2 separate regions of the Homo sapiens genome follow, and region 2 is linked to region 1. Evidence: read pairs that join two places in POLR2A ChIA-PET (ENCODE). Cell type or tissue: OCI-LY7. All regions are shown on one strand. Each heading gives the region's core, and the rest is flanking DNA. Links, peaks and the distances in the headings are about the cores only.

Evidence for each region. ChIA-PET counts read pairs that join two places held together with the same protein. Peaks named below come from ENCODE experiments on the same cell type or tissue, not always from the same donor. Only the 100,000 strongest peaks of a DNase experiment are listed, where the experiment ranks them.
Region 2: POLR2A ChIA-PET joins it to region 1 with 11 read pairs; 3 of 35 experiments call an interaction of 5 or more read pairs at or near these places.

The regions. Positions count from the first base shown.
Region 1 is chr12:96,015,680-96,024,199 of GRCh38, reverse strand. It overlaps LTA4H (leukotriene A4 hydrolase), which reads left to right. Exons shown (of 19, transcript NM_000895.3): 5 at 1,949-2,053; 6 at 3,063-3,115; 7 at 4,960-5,032; 8 at 5,297-5,437; 9 at 6,620-6,643; 10 at 7,086-7,156; 11 at 8,506-8,520. Among named protein-coding and RNA genes, the nearest start is that of LTA4H, 16 kb to the left of the region's middle. RefSeq lists an enhancer at 1,511-1,680. In OCI-LY7, for the core only: no CTCF peak of the experiment used is centred there; DNase peaks (open chromatin) are centred at 2,399 and 3,699; H3K4me3 peaks cover 2,101 bases; H3K27ac peaks cover 2,566 bases.
Region 2 is chr12:96,407,719-96,415,981 of GRCh38, reverse strand. No RefSeq gene overlaps it. Among named protein-coding and RNA genes, the nearest start is that of CDK17, 11 kb to the right of the region's middle. RefSeq lists an enhancer at 8,239-8,263. In OCI-LY7, for the core only: no CTCF peak of the experiment used is centred there; no DNase peak of the experiment used is centred there; H3K4me3 peaks cover 556 bases; H3K27ac peaks cover 727 bases.

The sequences.
Region 1 (8,520 bases), core at 1-8,000:
AGCACTTTGGGAGGCCGAGATGGGTGGATCACGAGGTCAGGAGATCGAGACCATCCTGGCTAACATGGTGAAACCCCATCTGTACTAAAAAAAACACAAAAAATTAGCCGGGCATGGTGGCGGGCACCTGTAGTCCCAGCTACTCGGCAGGCTGAGGCAGGAGAATGGCATGAACCCAGGAGGCAGAGCTTGGAGTGAGCTGAGATGGCACCACTGCACTCCAGCCTGGGCGACAGAGCCAGACTCCGTCTCAAAAAAAAAACCCAAAAAACAAAAAAACAAACAAACAAAAAGAAGAAATTCAGAATCCTGGATCTAGAAATAAGAACTTAGGAACAATTTTTACTTAACTTTTAAAAATTGACATTTGCATGATTTAAGTTTCTATAAATGCATTCTGTAGCCATATAAGCCTAGTGGGCATATATTCCAGACTTGTCTGTATGCAATTCCAACTTATTCCCTTGGTAGGTACTGCTAATCCTTTTTGGAAAAGGCGGACTGTAATTACTAAATAATCACTATCCCGGAGGCTAGACCTACTTAGACCAAGCAAATAGAATGAGGACCAACCCATATTTATGGGGCCTTCTTGCTTCCCAAATCATCCCACAACCAAATTACATCTAGGATAGTGCAGTGATATATTATACTTGGAGGCAAAGAATCCCAGGGCTCTGGCTCTTCTCCACCACTTAATAACTGCGTGAAGTCCCAACTACTTGGGAGGCTGAGGTGGGAAGATCACTTGAACTCAGAAGTTCAAGGCCAGCCTGGGCGACATAGCGAGACCCCATTTCTAAAAAAATAAATAAATAATGATGTGACACTTGAACAAGTTTTATGACCTCGCAACCTCAGCTGGCACATATATATAACGTATCACCACCTAAATGAAGGGAGGTGGCTGAACCGAATTATTTCCTGAATAGTTTTGTGCTTTAGAATCTACAATTGTTGTAGCACTGGTTCAGGAACTTCTAATTCTGTGCCTGCCTCAGTCACAGCTTTGGGTCCTGAGCCATGCAAGAAGAACATGAAAGTCTAGCCCCTACTGGAATATATTCTTGTTTGATCATTAATACTTGGGGGAGTCCTTTATTCTGGCATTCATCAGAAATCAAACTTTCAGAATCATGGAGCTAGGATACACAGTTAAATGACTATATGGTTTGCCGCATAAGGGTCTTTTCCGTATGGATTTCCAGAGAAAATTATTTGACAGTTTTTAGCAATAAATTTTAGTTTTTCACAGTTACTACTTTTAAAATGTTCCTCTATTTGTAACTCCAAGTGTGTGTTTTCAAAACAAAATTGTTCAAAACCATTCTGTCCTACAGTGAGTATATAACGTCCTTTTGAATCTGTTTTGTGAGTGTAGCGGGAGCAGGGATGGTGGCTGCCATTGCCAGGGATGGTGCTGGGCTCTTCACTTATATTATTTATTCCTTGCAGCAAGCCTTTGAAGTTTTACACTTACTTGATGGGGAAACTGAGGCTCGGGGGTTATATTTATTTGCCCAAGTTTGTGCAGTTAGTTATTAGGTGGCAGAGCTGGGATTTTAATCCAGTTTCTACCAAAACTCTGCTCTTAATGTGCATGGGTGAATGGATAGAAATTTCACATTCACTTTTAAAGAAGCCAGTTTCCCATATTGCTAATTTTATTTACAAAACTGATATGTATATGTGTATATATATACTTTTTGTATATGTGTTTTATATATATACACATATATATGTGTGCATATATATACACATCTATACACGTTGTGTTCATATATATGTGTGTGTATATATATACTTTTTGTATATGTATATACTTTTTGTGTTCATAGTCTGTTTATTAGATAGTCAAGAATGGGAAGAAAAGGTTATTTTACATATATGGTTTAAGACACATAGAAGCTTTTATTTATGACTAGAAATGATTTTTCTCCTTGATTAGGTGTCTGTCCCTAAAGAACTGGTGGCACTTATGAGTGCTATTCGTGATGGAGAAACACCTGACCCAGAAGACCCAAGCAGGAAAATATACAAATTCATCCAAAAAGTAAGATCCTAGGGTCTAGATTTTTGTTTTCATTGGCGGTAAACTACAGTTAGCTTGTACACATCCAGAGGGCAAAATTACTTTTGAAATATTTCAGAATTTTGAGAACAGCTTTTGGTTTTTGTTTTCTTCATTTTTTTTTCTTTTGTGCTTTTAAAGGGTTTTGTTCTACTTACAGAGTGTTGTATTGAAGAGAGGGTTTGCTGTAGAGACAGAATAGGGAGCATACCTGTTTTCATTTTCCCTCACTCCAGTTCAGGGGCTGGCTTCCTGTTCTTTTGAGTTCTTACGCATTCACCTGCCCTGGTACTACAGTGTGGGCAAGTGGCTGTTGAGAGTGTTTACAAATGGAGGAGTCAAGACCAAAAAAGCACTCAGTTACAGTCCTGGTCATTAGACATGTATCTTTGACCTTCAGTGAACAGAATGTGTATGCATGCGTGAGTGTGTGTGTGTGTGTGTGTGTGTGTGTGTGTGTGTTTTCTTAATTGACCTCACAATGGATAATTTGACTTCCACTGCAGCTTCTGTGGTTCCAAGCTCCCATAACTTTGGCATCTACTTATTGCCGGGTAACTCTGTGTGCCTCTACAACATGCCAATAGTGCTTTGAAACATAAAGGAATAAAAAAAGAAAACCAAAACCTTTTAAAAGTCAGGAGGAAAAAGGCAAACATATGGGAAATGCGCTTCCTGTAGGTTACTTTTTGAGAAATGCTCAAAATGCACCTTTTAATAGTATGTGTGATCTTGTTTTTCATGTGTGAGAAGCTTTTGTTCCTAGCAGAATAAAAGGCAAATAGATGTTTTGAACAATGTTTTATATCACAATTTTAAGCTATATGTTAAAGATGAGAACTATTTGAGAAGTATAAAAGCAAAGTTATCCCTACTAATATTAGGAGATTTGAAAGGGAATTTACTTACTTTTAAATATGAATTGTCTTACTGTGTAACATTTGTGAACACTAATGCAAGCACGTGGTGTGCGTTTGTTTGCCCTCTTTAGGTTCCAATACCCTGCTACCTGATTGCTTTAGTTGTTGGAGCTTTAGAAAGCAGGTGAGCTTTTGGAAAAATTTTCAGGTTTGTGGAAAGATCAAAACTTAGGCATCTTGAACTTCTCTCAAGGTTAATTGGTCAATCATTTGCATATTTCTCAAGATATCAAGCTGACAGCTCTAGAAAAATTCAAATCTAAAATGTAGGCAACAAATTAATTTTACATTTAAAAATCTTGACCAGTTACCCCTTATTTTTTCAAGTATTGTAAAATGAGCATGCTCTTACCTTTAGAGATCTGGATTCTCATGTAAGCTTGAACAAGTCACTCTCAATCTCTGTTTCCTTATCCTTGAAATTATAATGTCTGACTTTCTACCTCATAGGGTGGTTATGTGAAACAAATGAGATAAAATATATTAAAGAACTTGGAAGCCTACAAATATTACAGAAATGTAAGATATTTTATCAATATTTTACAAATAAAGTGCCCTTCCTTCTTAATTTTTTGTTCATTCTTAGTTTTAAGCACACTTAACTGTTTTTAAGTGTGCGGTTCAGTAGTGTTAAGTATATCCACATTGTTGTGAAACAGATCTTCAGAAATTTTTCATTTTGCAGAACTGAAACTCTGCACCAATTAAACAATAGCTCCTCTTTCCCCCACCGCCCAGTCCTTGGTAACACCCATTCTATTTTCTGTTCCTATGAATTTGATTACTTTAGATACCTCACATAAGTAGAATCATACAGTATGATTTTATCTCTTTGTGTCTGGCTTATTTCATTCAAGGTGTCATAATGCCCTTAAGGTTTATCCACGTTATAGCATCTGACAGGATTTCCTTCATTTTCTATTTGTTTCTTCTTATATAAGAGTATTCAACCTTTAAGTGCATGACAAAGTTTATACCCATTCCTGTTCTAGAATAGTCTTACAGGCTGGGCTCTGTGGCTCATGCCTGTAATCCCGTCACTTTGGGAGGCCAAAGTGGGAGGATCGCTTGAGCCCAGGAGTTCAAGACCAGGCCGGGCAACATAAGTGAGATCATGTCTCTACAAAAAAATAAAAAATTAATCGGGCATGGTAGTGTATGCCTGTAGTCCCAGCTACTCAGAAGGCTGAGGTGGGAGTATTGCTTGAGCCCAGGAGGTGGAGGCTGCAGTGAGCTGTGATGGCCCCTCTGTACTCAGCCTGGGCAACAGAATGAGACCCTGTATATTTAAAAAAAAAAAAAAAAAAAACGCTGGGCGTGGTGGCTCACGCCTGTAATCCCAGCAATTTGGGTGGCCGAGGCAGGCGGATCATGAGGTCAGGGAATTGAGACCATCCTGGCTAACACAGTGAAACCCTGTCTCTACTAAAAATACAAAAAAAAGAAAAAATTAGCTGGGCGTGGTGGCGGGCACCTGTAGTCCCAGCTACTAGGGAGGCTGAGGCAGGAGAATGGTGTGAACCTGGGAGGTGGAGCTTGCAGTGAGCCAAGATCGTGCCACTGCACTCCAGCCTGGGTGACAGAGCGAGACTCCGTCTCAAAAAAAAAAAAAAAAAAAAAAAATAGTTTCTTATGAGTTGTGACTGGGTTTCTATAGTTGTGAAATTGAGGGATGAAATGAGACCCTCAAGAGGTCTTACAAGAGGCAATAAACTAATTGGGGACACCTTATGTCTTGGTTTTTTTCCTTTGGCCCAGCCTGTACCTCCTTAGAGAGCTGCATATCTATTGCTGCATATACAACAGCAGGTTTGCAGCTCACGCCATGTAACCTCATCCCTTTCCCATAGGCACATGGTAAATGCACTCTCACTGTAAAGGTTTGTCTACAAGACATTAACTACTTTTTAGAACCAGATGAATCATTTGCCATGAATTTCTTTTTTATTAAGCTTTTTAATCTTGCAGGCAAATTGGCCCAAGAACTTTGGTGTGGTCTGAGAAAGAGCAGGTGGAAAAGTCTGCTTATGAGTTTTCTGAGGTTGGTCATTTAGTTATCCTTTGTAATCATTGTGATAGACAGTAGATTGAAGATTTTGAGTGTGAAATGTGATGGTTTTAAGTGATACGGGGAAAGAACCAGATTGTCTTTTATGTAGATGTGTAGTTGCTACATTCTTTTTATCATTTTCATTTAACATAAAAATCATTAACTTGTAACCTTCATAGAAAGCAATATACAATTTTAAGAAATGTACAATGGTGATAATTAAGGCATACAGACATATATATGTTGATTTTTCAGACTGAATCTATGCTTAAAATAGCAGAAGATCTGGGAGGACCGTATGTATGGGGACAGTATGACCTATTGGTCCTGCCACCATCCTTCCCTTATGGTGGCATGGAGAATCCTTGCCTTACTTTTGTAACTCCTACTCTACTGGTAAGTGTAAATGTTTCTTCATTTGAAATTGACGTTTCAAAAATAAACTTAAGAACCTTAGGAGTCCTAATAATATGTATATATATGTAAAGAACCTTAGAGTCCTAATAATGTATATATGTATAAAAATCTTTTCTCTTGTTCGTGTAACCTTTGTTTCTAATTTTATTGTTTATTGTGGTTATCACAATCTCATTTTTTTTTTGTTGTTTTTTGAGACACAGGCTTGCTCTGTTGCCCAGGTTGGAGTGCAGTGGCACAATCTCAGCTCACTGCAACCTCTGCCCCCGGGTTCAAGCGATTCTCCTGCCTCAGCCTCTTGAGTAGCTGGGACTATAGGTGCACACCACCATGCCCAGCTAATTTTTGTAATTTTAGTAGAGATGGGGTTTCACTATATTGGCCAGGGTAGTCTCGATCCTCTGACCTCGTGATCCACCTGCCTTGGCCTCCCAAAGTGCTGGGATTACAGGCATGAACCACCCCACCAGGCCTCCATCTTGTTTTTGAAAGGAAAATAATCAGGCCATTTGGAGAAGGAGAATATTATGTTCACGGTATTTGGGGAGTTGGGCATGGGGGTGCTGTGTAACAACAATTCATTGATAAATTATGTATCCAGACAATCAGACTATACCAATTACACTTGGTGTGTAGGTACAATTAAAAAAAAAATCAGTACACCATGTACAGGAAAGGATTAGGGCCATAGAACGCTGCTATGTTTAATATGCCTGTGAGCTACTTTAAATTCTTCTTAGAACCAAAATGAGTGATGGATTAGCAATAAAATAAATAAAATACAGCACAGGACACATAGGACACTCTAAAGTTTTATTAAATATATTTTGGGTAATAGGAGAGAAAGAAAGTGATGGGTAAATAAGAGCAGATATAAAAATGGAAGTAGAAGAAATGTTTCATGGAAGTTAGACACAAATAGACTGGCTTTCATTGTATTGCAAAAATTCCCTAGAATTAGGGCAAGAAAGAATGATGCTAATTTTTAGTTCTGTATTTTTTTTGTTTTTTCAATTAAGGTCTCTTTTACCTTCTTTGAAGTGCTGTAGTAGAAATACAGTGGATCACCAGTGCCAGTATGCTAAGTATTTAGGTAGGCAGTCTTTTAGATAGTCTGTAATTCGATTACTAAAATACTAAGGTAATTTTCTTTTTTTGTAGGCAGGCGACAAGTCACTCTCCAATGTAAGTTAAACTTTTTCATTATGGCCTTACCTTCAAGAAGTATTACGTCAACTGATTTTAAAATATCCCTTGTATTTTTATGTTAAAGATATGGTTATAATGGACAATTTGGGGACTCTTCTCACATTATTAACAATTAGATGTAATAGATTTAAGGAAATTTTATGGTTTGATCTCTTCATATATTTATGAAATATTTTTAATGCAGTGATATATCTATTTAATATTTTCTAAGTAATTTTTGTTTTCTAATTACTTTATGCCATATTTGTGTGTGTGTGTATGTCTTTGGTTAAATTAAAGATTTTGCTGAACTGAGTAACTCCCTGAATATCTCAGCTAATATTTTTTAAAAATTGAATAACATGGAGTGTTTACAGTAGAATGGGTTATTTTAGGTTAAGATAATCAGTCTTACTATTAATCACACTGTTTTCTTTAGGTCATTGCACATGAAATATCTCATAGCTGGACAGGGAATCTAGTGACCAACAAAACTTGGGATCACTTTTGGTAAGATTTTTGTTATTATTTCTTTATTGGTTCATGTTGCTGATTTTTTTTTCCCTGCCTCCTACCACTCTGAATTGTTTTGTGTGTATCTCTTGTTTTTCTTTGTTATCATCTCTTAGGTAGGCAAGGATTTTTTTTTTTTTTGACATGGAGTCTCACTCTGTCACTCAGGCTAGAGTGCAGTGGTGCGATCTAGCTCACTGCAAGCTCTGCCTCCCAGGTTCAAGTGATTCTTCTGTCTCAGCCTCCCGAGTAGCTGGGATTACAGGCATGCGCCACCACGCCCAGCTAATTTTTTGTATTTTAGTAGAGATGGGGTTTCACCGTGTTGCCCAGGCTGGTCTCGAACTCCTGAGCTCAGGCAATCCACCCACCTTGGCCTCCCAAAGTGCTAGGATTACAGGTGTGAGCCACCATGCCCAGCTATTTTTTTTTTTTAATTGGAGACAAGGTCTCACTCTGTGGCCCAGGCTGTAGTGCAGTGGTGCAATCTCTGCTAACTGCAACTCCAGGGTTGCAATCCTCCCTCCTCAGCCTCCAAAGTGGCTGAGACTAAAGGCGCATGCCACTATGCCTGGCTAATTTTTGTATTTTTTATAGAGATGGGATTTCACCATGTCGCCCAGACTGGTCTCAAACTCCTGAGCTCAAGTGATCCGCCCACCTCGGCCTCCCAAAGTGCTGAGATTATAGGCATAAGCCGCCACGCCCAGCCAACAAGGATTTTTTTTTTTTTTTTTTTTTTGAGATGGAGTCTCACTCTGTCGCCCAGGCTGGTGTGCAGTAGTGTGATCTCTCTGCCTCTCAGTTCAAGCAATTCTTGTGCCTTAGCCTCCCGAGTATCTGGGACTACAGGTGCACGCCACCATGCTCAGCTCATTTTTGTATTTTTAGTAGAGACGGGGTTTCACCATGTTGGCCAGGCTGGTCTTGAACTCCTGACCTCAGATAATTCTCCCGCCTCGGCCTCCCAAAGTGCTAGGATTACAGGCGTGGGCCACCATGCCCGGCCAACAAGGATAGTTCTTAAAAATTCTGTAACACTTATTACAGCGTTAGGAGTGTTAGGTTCAGTCTAGGTGTTAAGTTTAATTCCTGATATACTCCCACTTTTAACATAGGGACATGCAAGAGCAGAAGCAGGGCTTAACTTTCCCTGCTGCCATCTGCTGGGCTGGGCTTCCCATTGCTCTGGATTGACTGCCTGGGAGCCAGAGTCGGCTTAGACTGTAGTGGTCATGCCTTACAACTGCTTTCCTCTGTAGAAAAGCCAAAAAGAAAATATCTTGATTGAAATGTCTTTTCTTCTCAGCTGTGTCCGTGTTTTTATTAAAATATTTTTTTTTCAGGTTAAATGAGGGACA
Region 2 (8,263 bases), core at 1-8,000, 390 kb before region 1:
GCTTTCTTACATTTGTTGCTATCAAAATTGATAGACTTACCACAAATGACAAGCATATTACCATGTAAGACTATGCTGTAATTTCTTCTCAAGTCAAGTAATGGCAGCCTTTATGTTGAAATTTGCTTTGGGGGAAGAATTTTAATTTTTTTCTTTTGTATTTGCTCACTGAATTTATTTTAGATTACTCCATTTACGTGAATAAACAAGAATGAGAGAAGAAAATTTTTTATAGGATTTTTTTTCTGTGTGAAGAAGTCAATTTCTAATACAATAAGATAAAATATGTGCCAAAATTAGGCGGGATGTTTATGTGCATTTTTGTGAGAAAGTGATTCTTATCTTTGATCAGGTCAAAAGAGGTGAATGACCCTCTCCCACCAATAAACAGGGTTAAGAATTGCTCGTTTAAACACCCACTTTAGGCTGGGCACAATGACTCACACCTATAATCCCAGCACTTTGGGATGCCAAGGCTGGAGGATTGCTTGAGTCCAGGAGTTTGAGACCAGCCTGGGCAAAACAGTGAGACCCCATCTCTACAAAAAATACAAAAATTAGCTGGGCTTGATGGCATGCACCTGTTGTACCAGCTACCTGAGAGGTTAAGAGGATACCTCGAGCCTGGGAGGCAGAGGCTGCAGTGAACTATTATCATGCCATTGCACTCCAGCCTGGGAGACAGATGGAGACCCTGTCTCAATAAATAAATGGCGACTTTATTTTATAGTGAATAAGTGAAGCCCCTGGAACATCAAACATTTGCCTAAGGTGACACAGCTAGTAAGTGTTAGGACTGGAATTTGAATCCAGTTATCTTATGTCTAAGGCGTAAGAGACATGTACTATATGAACTACTATATATGTAGCCATTACATTTCCTCAATGGGGCATCCCATAGTGACATAAGAAAGTTATTTGGAACCAGAACAAATCAAACCAAACCAAACCAAAACAAAACAAAAAAACAACCAATAAAACAAACAACAAAATTATGTGAAAGTGAAGTCTTTTGTTCCAAATGTGTGACTATCAGATTTTCTCAACCTTGACTTCCAACCTGTCCAAACCTGTGCTAACTGCCAGCTGCTTGGAAAATCCATCTGCCACCTACCGCATCTTGTTCCTGCTTGTTTTTCTTCTTTAATGACAGATGTCCCAGTTACAAATCCAATAGCAGATTTAAGCATCTGAAATAACCAACACCAGCCTTTACCTGGGTGTGTCTCTATTCTCAAAACCCAAACTCTGGCTTTTCCTGGTGTGTCACTTTGCCATTGTCTGAACTCTGGATATAATACTTTATACTACAGTTTGGTGAGTTCTTGGGGCTATATGTTGAAATAAACCCATTGCTTTAAAGAGAAAAAGGTACAGGAAGCTAATTTAAAGCTTTTTTAATTTTCAAGTATAAAAAAGTCATACATTTTCACATTTAATTCAATAAAATATCTTTTCATAGCCTGAATTTTTTTTTTTTTTTTGAGTTCAAGAATTTCTTTTTTTCTTTCTTTCTTTTTTTTTTTTTTTGAGATAGAGTCTCACTTTTGTCACCCAGGCTGGAGTGCAATGGTGAAATCTCGGTTCACTGCAACCTCCACCTCCCGGGTTCAAGGGATTCTCCTGCCTCAGCCTCCCGAATAGCTGGGATTACAGGCATGCACCACCATGCCTGGCTAATTTTTTTTGCAGTTTTTGTAGAGATGGGGTTTCACTATGTTGGCCAGGCTGGTTTCGAACTCCTGACCTCAGGTGATCTGCCCGCCTCAGCCTCCCAAAGTGCTGGGATTATAGGTGTGAGCCACCGTGCCCAGCCAAGAATTTCTTTTTAATTGCCGATCAAAACAACAAAAGAGAGTTGAGATTTTGACTCTTGGTATTTCCTGTCTGCCATTTCGAAGATGGGGTAGGCTATTTGAATTACATCTGCTGTTAGTATATGAACAATAAATAACAACATTAGCTATCAATATCAATATGGTGCTGTGATGCTGAGAACTATATAAGCATTGCCTCTGGCCTCCTTACAATCACTTTGCAAAGCAGAAAGTATTATCCCAATCTGCAGATGAGAAAATGGAGATCAAAGAAGTTAAGTGACTTGCTAAGTAGGAATACACGGTTATAAGTGACAGAGTCAGAGTTGGAACCCAGGAGCAAATATTTTTTAAAAATTCATATTAAGCCCAGCATGTGGACAAAAACTTTCTTTTCATGAATGAGTATAATTTAAAGGTAGTCTAGGAAAAACAGGTACCTACTGCTGGGAATCCCAACGGCCTTTGTTAGTTCCCAGTCCAATTTCCCCACTGTAAGCAGGAATCCTTTAGTTTGTAGCAGCAGTGGGTGAAATCAAGGTGGGTGGTTTGGGAGAATAAACTAAAATGGACATCCCATCTGGGAAGTTAATAGTATCCAGGGAAATGGTGGCAGAGGCAGCCATCCCTGTATCTGATTTCTCACAAAAATGCACATAAACACCCCCCCATCCCCAATTTTGGTAAACACTGCATCTTAATGCATTAGAAATTGACTTCCTTCATATAGAAAAAAAATCTTAGAAAAAATTTTCTTCCCTCGTTTTTGTTTATTCACATAAATGGAGTAATCTGAAATAAATCCAATGTGTGCAAACACCAAAGAAAAAAATTAAAACCCTTCATTCAAAGCAGCATGTGCAGACTCCGCTTGCATGAAAACATTGTGGTACCCAGCAATGGAGAAGGGGAATTAAATGATCTATATGGTAGCTGACTGGGCAGGACCCCAAACAAGAGTGGCACCCCTTCACTCCAATGACTCCTAGGCACGTTTTGGGAAAGACTTTGCAGGGAGTTAGGGAAGGTTCACAAAACACAGGTCACAGAGTATTAGGCAGCCAACAAATAGAATAATCATGCAGACTCTATAGCAACAGGAACAAGTATTTACGATAATGACAAATGAAGAACATAATACAAATCTACCTGTATACTATTAAAGCATATATGAATATGAAATAAAGGCTAAAAAGAAATACTCCAAAATGATACAAGTTACTGTGTTGGAGTTGTAAAGTTATGGGCAATTTTCTTTCATTTCTAAATTTTTTTATGATGTTGCTAATGTATGATTTTAAAAGTGTTTACCAAAAAAAGATAAAAGGGGAAGAGATAAATTAATATTTTATATTATATGGGAAAAGTGGAAAGTTCTTAAAAACCTAATGACTTTTTCTTCCATTCTTCCTCTATCATCTTTTCAAAGTCTACTTAAAGCTTCTTCTCATTCCAGTTCATTCTCTGTTTTGAATAAAACTGATCAGTCCCCCTCAGGCTCAATTCCAGCATAGTTTGAGCCTGTTGTATTTTGCTAGCTTGGTGTCACTTGTGTGAACCATACAGACTTGTCTCAATCTGATTTGGAAGTATGTGACCTGCAGGAAAAAGCTGAGATATTCAGTTTGCAAAACAGCAAAAGGCAGGAATCAGATACAAAAAGAAAGGCAGTGTTTCTCAGGTAAGCAAATAAAAAACCTTGCATGTAGTTTTACTGTTAATAAACAATTAACATTTGAAGTAAATATGTCAGAAGCTATAGAACGAATAGAAATAGGTTGACTTCCTTCCAAATTCTGCTTTGTGCTAAGATATTTGGTCAAACTACATATTATGCATTCATTGAGGCCAAGGATTGCCACTTAAGGTACTGCTGCATTCTCTATAGCACTCAATGCTAGATTCCTAATTAGGCACCAGTAAGTGCTCATCAACTTGTCTCTTAAGCAATGTAACCTGCTTTGGTTTCCTACTCCTACCACTTCTCCCAGCTAGAAGTCCCCCTCTTCTACTGAGCAGCATATTCAAACTTTTATCTTAGGCTATTAGCTCTTTTTAAGTTATGGCCAGACCTTCTTCACCCCGATAGACACTAAGCCCTTTGAGGACTGGGACATTGCCTGTGTCATGTTTCCATTATTTACAGTGCCTGGTTCATTGTAGACATGAAATATAAATTGTTTGAAGGAATTCTTGAAGGAAATGGTAGTTGAAAAGTATATATGAGGCCGGGTGCGGTGGCTCATGCCTGTAATCCCAGCACTTGGGGAGGCCAAGCCGGGGGTGGATCACTTGAGGTCAGGAGTTCGAGACCGGCCTCGCCAATATGGTGAAACCCTGTCTGTACTAAAAATACAAAAATTAACTGGGCTTGGTGGCGCACACCTATGGTCTCAGCTACTTGGGAGGCTGAGGCAGGAGAATAGCTTGAACACAGGAGGCGGAGGTTGCAGTGAGCTGAGATTCACCACCGCACTCCAGCCTGGGCAACAGAGCAAGACTCTGTCTCAAAAAAAGTATATATGACAGTTAGATAACTTCTAGTTTCCAATCCTAAAATTGTTTGAGTTCCTCCGATAAAATAAATTTAGATTTATAGCTGTACTTGTAAATACAGGTTATAGAAAGCAGGTAAATAAGAATCTGTGGTTCAGGTGCTTTGGTCCCCTTACAGGAGAATCTTTTCAGATCACAAACGACATGTATTTTGTTCACAGTAGCTATTACTGACCCTTCATATTCCGAATGTTAGGTAATACTTATGATGAATAATACACTAAGAAATAAACATAGATTTTTTTTTTTGGCCTAAATGGGGCTGCAAATCTTCAAGCAAAAAATGTTTCTTTTTCTGCTTTACTTTTTGCTAAATATTGTAGTGCATCTCCATAGAAGACAGATGACTTCTTTTGAGCATTATAAACTCTGCCTTCCTAGATGCATTTTCTTCAAAGTATTTTTTTCCATGACTTTTGCAGTCATGGTGTGCGGGAGTGGAAGGAAGAACACTAACGTTTACTCATTGCCTGTAAAGTGCCAATTATTGGTGGGCACTTTTATATTTGGTGTCATGTTGAATCCTCATGAAAGGCCCTATGAGATACAAACATTTTACATATGAAGGAACTGAAGCTCAGGAAGATTAACTATCTTTCTCAATATCTTACAATTAATGGTGGAGCCCAGATCTAAACCCAGGCTCAGGTTCCTTTCACTATTTTTTTTTTTTTTTTTTAGAGACAGAATCTCACTCTGCTGTCCAGGCTGGAGTGCAGTGACACAATCATAGCTCATGGTAATCTTGAACTCCTGAGCTCAAGTGATCCTCCCGCCTCAATGTCCTGAGTAGCTGGGACTACGGGTGCAAGCCACTGCATCAGGCTAATTTTTTTTCTTTTTTAGAGACCAGGTCTTGGCATGTTACCCAGGGTAGTCTGGAACTTCTGGCCTCAAGCGATCCTACCACCTTGGCCTCCCAAAGTGCTAGGATTACAGGCATGAACCACAACACCTGTCCCACTTTGAATTCTATATTCTGCTGCATCATGCTAAAATTTTTTAGAACATTTATGTGAAATAAAAAAGGCCTGAAATATTTTATTCCATCATGCCTAGCAGTTGATAGAAAGTAGTAAAGGAATAAAGCATGATGCACAGACAGGCACTGACTACCTTATCAGTGGGTTCATTTAAAATGATGTGAATGATCCCAACATGTAAAATAACTTTTTATTTTATTTTATCTTATTTTTTATTTTTTCATTACACACCACGATTCTTCAAAAATCTTTTTAAACAGATTACATTACTAAGTGTTTTTTCTTAACACTATAAGAAAATGATCTTGTAAACAACACAAGTGGTCTTTGGAAATGTCTTTGCATTTGCAGAAGGCATCAGCACTTCTGATGCCTTCCAATCAAACTAGAATTTAAGGATGAGTAATTGTTATGAGCTCAAGAAAACAATTTTAATTGTGATTTATCTAATGACTTTGAGTATCAGGGTGCCCAAAGAAATAAGATATCCTACCTAATGGCAATTTTCTCCCTGCCTAGAAGGAAAGCACCTTTAATTGCACAGATGATCTACAGTTCAGACTAGGAATATAAAAAGAGGCAAATTTACATTAAATACACACATGAGATGGAACAATATCTCAAACTTTTCAGATTATTTCCACATTGAGGAAGTAGAGGGAGAAGGGAACTGACATTTATTGCATATTACAGTCTGCTTTAACAGGATATCCTGGATTTACCAGGTCAATATTTTACATAGAGTTAAGTAGGTTTCAGGCACGCCTCACTCACTGTTGCCCACTGCTACACTCTTGCACTACAGAGATAAAATGTCAAAAAAAATATTTTGGCTGGGCGCGCAGTGGCTCACGCCTATAATTCCAGACTTTGGGAGGCCAAGGCAGGCAGATCACGAGGTCAAGAGATCGAGACCATCCTGGCCAACATGGTGAAACCCCCTCTCTACTAAAAATACAAAAATTAGCTGGGTGTGGTGGCACGTGCCTGTAATCCCAGCTAATTGGGAGGCTGAAGCAGGAGAATCACTTGAACCCCGGAGATGGAGGTTGTGGTGAGCCAAGATCATGCCACTATACTCCAGCCTGGCGACAGAGCAAGACTCCATCTCAAAAAAAAGAAAAAAGAAGTATTTTTAAAGTATACTTATAGCTTATATTAACCTCTTCTTTGACCCTGAGGCTAGAAACCAACTATGGGTTAAGCGATGTGACTTCTATATAGATATACTTACAGAAAGCCCACATTTTTAACAGTGTGTTTTGAAAAATTCAGGCTTGTACAGACAGGTCAGATAATACAGTGGTTTCAAATGGCCATTAAACAGCACAGTGTTTTGGATCCCATTCTCTTTCTGTTTTTAACCGAAAGATTAACATGCAATAAACTGCACATCTTTAAAGTGTCCAGTTTGATAAGTGTACACCCATAAAGCCATCACCACAATGATTTAAAAAAGAGAACACATTTGTCATCCTCCACAAGTGTCATGCGCCTTGGTAATCCTTCCCTTCTTCAGACACAGGCAACCACTGATCTGCTTTTTGTCACTATATTTTGCATTTTCTATAGTTTTATAACAATGTAACCATACAGTGTGTGCTCTTTATTTGGTCTGACTTCTTTCGCTCAGCGTAATTATTTTGGGATTCATCCATGTTGTTGGATGTATCAGTAATTCATTCCTTTTTATTGCTGAGTAGTATCCTACAGTATCAACTTGTTTATCCCTTCACTTGTCCCTTTTTTTGTTTTGCCCTCCTATACTTGTCAAAATTTATACTTTCTCTAATTTTCTTTTTTTCTCTTTTTTTTTTTTGAGACGGAGTCTCGCTTTGCCTCCCATGGTGGAGTGCAGTGGTGTGATCTCAGCTCACTGCAACCTCTGTCTCCCGGGTTCAAGCAATTCTCCTGCCTCAGCCTCCCAAAAAGCTGGGATTACAGGCGCCCACCACCATGCCAGGCTAATTTTTGTATTTTTAGTAGAGACAGGGTTTCACCATGTTGGCCAGGCTGGTTTCGAACTCCTGACCTCAAATGATCTGCCCATCTCAGCCTCCCAAAGTGCTGGGATTACAGGCATGAGCCACTACGCCCGGCCCTCTCTGATTTTCAATTTCTGATTATGCCCTTGGCATTTACCCATGTATAGTGGACACCAGTGGTTTCTGACCGTCGTGCATTCCACCCCACACCTGTTACTTCTGCTAGAAGCACCCTCCACTCCTTTGGACAACTGCGTCTTCCCCATTCCATGTAGTCTGGTGGGACCCTTCTGATTAGTATGATGCAGGCCAATCAGAGTCTTTCCTTGGAATTTTCTAAATGGACCTCCTTCCCCTTGGATTAGGAACTGTGAAGGTGTGATCTCAGAGCTGTCAGTGAACTTATAAAGAATGAGGTTGGCACATAGACAGAAGCCCAGATGAAAGACAATCTTCCTGAATCTGGCTAGTGATAAAGCCCACTCATCCCTGGCTTCCTGCATTTTAATTAAGTGGGTGCCCCGCATCCACCACCCTAGTTATGGTAAAAGCACCTGTTTCTTGTTTTGGGAGGACCGCCCTTCCCATACTCTCAGCACATGTGATTCAGCTGAGGCAGACTCCACCCTGTCTTTGGGGTTAAGCATATGTCCAGGCCCTAGCCAATCACTCATCTGCCTTGGCCACAGTGACAGTCAGTGATTTAAGCTGAGCTAAATAAAGCTAATATTTGTGCTACTAAAGATGTTACTCCCTTTTTCCTTTGGGACTTGAACCTAGAAGCTTAGAGCTATAAATATTACAGACATCTTTTGACCTAATGGGTGGAGAGCCAAGGCCACCAAAAGCAGAACTGAAAGGAGAGGAACCAGGTTCTGATGACATCGGGACAGCTGTTGGCTAAGATGACCTTAAAGTCTGC